2 separate regions of the Homo sapiens genome follow, and region 2 is linked to region 1. Evidence: read pairs that join two places in POLR2A ChIA-PET (ENCODE). Cell type or tissue: K562. All regions are shown on one strand.

The links. Peaks named below come from ENCODE experiments on the same cell type or tissue, not always from the same donor. Only the 100,000 strongest peaks of a DNase experiment are listed, where the experiment ranks them.
Region 2: POLR2A ChIA-PET joins it to region 1 with 6 read pairs; 3 of 35 experiments call an interaction of 5 or more read pairs at or near these places.

What each region holds. Positions count from the first base shown.
Region 1 is chr4:39,426,864-39,429,363 of GRCh38, forward strand. The region is part of intron 1 of KLB (klotho beta); the gene reads left to right. Among named protein-coding and RNA genes, the nearest start is that of MIR5591, 16 kb to the left of the region's middle. In K562, no CTCF peak of the experiment used is centred here; a DNase peak (open chromatin) is centred at 1,078.
Region 2 is chr4:39,909,616-39,912,115 of GRCh38, forward strand. PDS5A (PDS5 cohesin associated factor A) reads right to left here. Exons shown (of 33, transcript NM_001100399.2): 10 at 629-723. Among named protein-coding and RNA genes, the nearest start is that of PDS5A, 67 kb to the right of the region's middle. In K562, no CTCF peak of the experiment used is centred here; no DNase peak of the experiment used is centred here.

The sequences.
Region 1 (2,500 bases):
TTTAGTAGAGAAAGAGAGTCTCACTATATTGCCCAGTCTGGTCTTGAACTCCTGGCCTCAAGTGATCCTCCCACCTCAGCCTCCCAAAGTGCTGAGAGTACAGATGTGAGCCACAGCATCCAATAAATATTTGTAGACTGCAGCATGGATGAATGAATGAATGTTAAACAATCTGGAAGAGCAGCATTTGGTAATTAACATAAAAGTTGATAGTAGGCTGGCACAGAGACAGAGACTTAGGCTGGCGGATTGCTTGAGGCCAGGAGTTCGATACCAGCCTGAGCAACATAGTGAGAGGTTGTCTTTACAAAACAAACAAATTAAAAAATCAGCTTGAGGCCGGACGCGGTGGTTCATGCCTGTAATCCCAGCACTTTGGGAGGCCAAGGCAGGCAGATTGCTTGAGGTCAGGAGTTCAAGACCAGCCTGGCCAACAGGGTGAAACCCTGTCTCTACTAAAAATACAAAAATTAGCTGGGCGTGGTGGCAGGTACCTGTAGTCCCAGCTACTCAGGAGGCTGAGGCAGAAGAATCACTTTAACCCAGGAGGCAGAGGCTGCAGTGAGCCAAGACCGAGCCACTGCACTCCAGCCTGGGTGACAGAGGGAGACTCTGTCTCAAAAAAAAAAAAAAAAAAATCAACTTGATACCAAAATAGAGAAGGGCTAAGCAGATGAAAAGATGAATCAAATTGAAATTAATCCCAAAAGGACAACGAGTAAAACTCAGGAAGCTGCAAACAATAAATGAGGGCAAACATGTTCAGCCACGAGCCTTGGCAAGTAAAGGCTTGGGAGCTATTTGCAGAACACTCTTCACGTCCACACAGTCTCCATTACGATTTTCTAGACCAAGTTAAATTATTTTCAGCTTGCTCTTTCAAAGTACTTCAAATTTACGTTTGTGTCATTTTCACAGGGTCTTCACAGATATTATTGCCTCATTTGACGTTCACGAAAATTCTCTAGGGTGTTTATTTTTAGCTCAGTAGAATGAAGGGAAAAACAGGTCTTTGACAGTGAAATGATCTGTCCAAGATCGTAAAGCTGATGAGTCAGCAGAGCTAATACAAGAGCCCAGGTCTCCTGCTTTCAAGACCAATGTTATTTCCCGTATAGTACCAGGTAGATGAGTAGCACCTTTATATCATTCTCAAATGCCATTTATCCCCTAATAGAGCTGTCAATGTTTTATATCCCATGGTCACAGAACACTCACACCAGTGGACAAAATGTATGGAAAGCGATTTGGGAATATTTAAAACAATTTTAGAAATAGGTAGTCCAGGCCGGGTGGCTCACGCCTGTAACCCCAGCATTTTGAGAGGCCAAGGCAGGCGGATCACCTGAGGTCAGGAGTTCAAGACCAGCTTGGCCAACATGGTGAAACCCCGTCTCTACTAAAAATACAAAAAATTAGCTGGGTGTGGTGATGGGTGCCTGTAATCCCAGTTACTCAGGAGGCTGAGGCAGAAGAATCGCTTCAACCCAGGAGGTGGAGGTTGCAGTGAGCTGAGATCACACCATTGCACTCCAGCCTAGGCAACAAGAGTGAAACTACGTCTCAAAAAAAAAAAAAAGAATGAAAGAAAAGAAATAGGTAGTCCATTCCTGGCATTAATGAAAGGCAATGATTCAAATAAATTAAAGGTTATATGCCCAAAGTTAGCTATTGAAACATTTATGACAGGAAAAGAGAAAGAACAAAAGAACGAAGAAAAATAAATTTTTATCAAAAGACAGAGATAGCTAAGTAAATCATTATTATACTAAGATATTCTGAAAACCAAAAACAGCGTGGAAGATGTTTAAAGTGATTTTATTTCTTAAATTTTTATTTATTTATTAGTTTAATTATTTCAAGATGGAGTTTTGCTCTTGTTGCCCAGGCTGAAGCGCAGTGGCGTGATCTCGGCTCACTGCAACCTCTGCCTCCCAGGGTTCAAGCCATTCTCCTGCCTCAGCCTCCCGAGTAGCTGGGACTACAGGTGCCCGCCACCATGACCGGCTAATTTTTGTATTTTTAGTAGAGACAGGGTCCCACCATGTTGGCCAGGCTGGTCTCAAACTCCTGATCTCAGGTGATCCCACCCACCTCCACCTCCCAAAGTGCTGGGATTACAGGCATGAGCCATGGCACCCGGTCTTAAAGTGATTTTAGCTGGGAAATATGTTTGGAAAGCCTGGGTGGGAACACAGAAATATAAACCTATTTTGTTATGCTTGTGGAGTTTTTAAATAAACTTTCTTTAACCATTGTTATTTAATAGTCTATTAAATAGCTTAAACAACAGACACTTTTATAGTACACATGAACATATTTCAGCCAAAATGTGACCAAACTCATGCACAGATTTGGAAATGGAACTTTTGACAAATGACTGAGGGTTCCTTGAATACACTGGTGTGATGTGTTTGGCTTGCTCATCTGTCTTCAACCCATCTTTCCAACAGTGTCCTGTCATGTCTTCCTCTGGCTCCTAATCCCTTCTTCATCTATT
Region 2 (2,500 bases), 480 kb after region 1:
ATAATCTGTTCAAAAAATTCTTAAATAATTTATAATACAAACTAAATCTAAACAAAAACATGTTGTTTCCCCTGTTCTTTTTGGTAAATAACAGCCTGCTGATAAAAACCACTTATGTGCTGCTACCAAAAAGGTAGATTTAAATGCTCTAGATTCAAAAGAATGAAAAATTCTAGTCTAGTGCAGAAGATAATCATGTTCCCACTTATTATTAAATGCCACTATATTTAATTAAATAGACATAATGATTTCTACCCAAATCCAATGTCTTAAGAAATACACTACTTCCTTAAATTATGATTTTCAAAAAATTTCAAAGGATTAAAATATGAAGATTTTAAGCTGGGCATTGTAGCACCCGCCTGTAATACTCGGGATCTCAAAGTGAGAGGTCACTTGAGCCCAGGAGTGAAAGCCTTTCTCTTAAAATAAACAAACAAACAAATAAAGAGATTTTAAATGTAATTTTATTACATGAACATGAAATCATTTCTTAGTGCACAACAAATGAAAACACGAGACCATACCAGAGTTAAAACCTACTTGGAAAGTGAAGTTAGGTCACAAGTCATATCTACAATATAGTTGTATGGTTATGCTAATATGTGTAATAAACCAGCTAGCTTACCTGTGAGATCCTTCGCTAAATCTGGGTGATTCATTAAACAATGACTGGCAAATTTCACACTTTCTAATCTCACAGGAACATGAATATCATTAAATCTACACAGAAAAAGATTGCTAAACATTAATTGTAAGGCAAAATAATCACTCTCAAATCAGGTATATCTAACATGAAAATACTTATACGCAACAATAGTTACTGATTAGAAAATTTGTTATGAGCTAAGGTATTCTGAAGGAAGAATATAAAGTACACTATAAGGTGAAAGGATACAATTTCACAAAAACATATTCACAAACAGAATTTCTTTACCATGCTAAAACTAACTAACAAAAAACAGTATAAACAAACACATCCTTCAACCCAAACTATACACTTTATGGAGTTAAAATCTGAGAGCTTAATATTATGCTACAAAGTAAAAAATATTCAAAACACACAAAATCAGTTTGAAGAATAAGTTTATAGGAGATTCCAGGCACGGTGGCTGACACCTGTAATCACTGCACTTTGGGAGGCGGAGACAGGTGGATTGCTTGTGGCCAGGAGTTTAAGACCAGCCTTGAACACATGGCAAAACCCTGTCTCTACAAAATATACAAAAATTAGGCAGGCATGGTAGCATGCCTCTGTAGTCCCAGCTATTACTCAGGAAGCTGAGGTGGGTGGATTGCTTGCACTCAGGAGTTCAAGATCAGCCTTGAAAACACAGCACAGCCCTGTCTCTACAAAAAAACACAAAAATCAGCCGGGCGTGGAGGCATTCCCCTGTAGTCCCAGCTACTTGGGAGGGTGAGGTGGAAGGACTGCTTGAGCCCAGGAGGTCGAGGCTGCAGTAAGCCATAATTGTGCCACTGCACTCCAACCTGGGTAACAGACCCTGTCTCAAAACAAAACAAGACGAAAGGTTTATATGAGACAAACACTGGGAAACTTGAGGTAGAGAGCAAACCATATATAAGGGGCAAATCCAGAAGTTCAAAGATGAGTGCAGAAAATGTGTTACTAGCTCAGGCATGGTGGTGGGTGCCTGTAATACCAGCTACTCAGGAGGCCGAGGCAGGAGAATTGCTTGAACCCGCCAGGCAGAGGTTGCAGTGAGCAGAGATCACGTCACTGCACTCCAGCCTGGGCGATGAAGTAAGACTCCGTCTCAAAAAAAAAAAAAAAATTTGTGTTGCACTGTCTCACCACTTAAGTTTCTTTTGGCCAGCACCAACTTGTATTACAGTGCTCTTTTAAAGGTCTAGTATACGTTAAGAATTCAATTAACATACAACACAATATGTAGACTCAAAAATGCACATGTTGGCCGGGCGCGGTGGCTCACACCTGCAATCTCAGCACTTTGGGAGGCCGAGGCGGGCAAATCACGAGGTCGGGAGATCAAGACCATCCTGGCTAACACGGTGAAACCCTGTCTCTACTAAAAATACAAAAAATTAGCCGGGCGCACTGGCGGGCGCCTGTAGTCCCAGCTGTTTGGGAGGCTGAGGCAGGAGAATGGCATGAACCCGGGAGGCGAAGCTTGCAGTGAGCAGAGATCGCGCCACTGCACTCCAGCCTGGGCGACAGAGTGAGACTCCGTCTCAATTAAAAAAAAAAAAAAAAAAAATGCACATGTTAAGGATAAGGTAAGGAACCCTCAAATTTAAAACAGATTATTAGGCAACTTTTAAAATATACTGATTAATGATAAATAATGTGATCTGAAATAGCTGGAAGTATTTTTATTTTTGAAATGATCTCATAAAAAAACCAAGTAAACAAAAATTGTTTAATAAACGTCTTAATGTCTATGGCCTCCCACTTTCTTACCCAGATAAAATTTTCATGTGTTAATAAAATACTGCATTTAGGATTTGTAATTCTCTG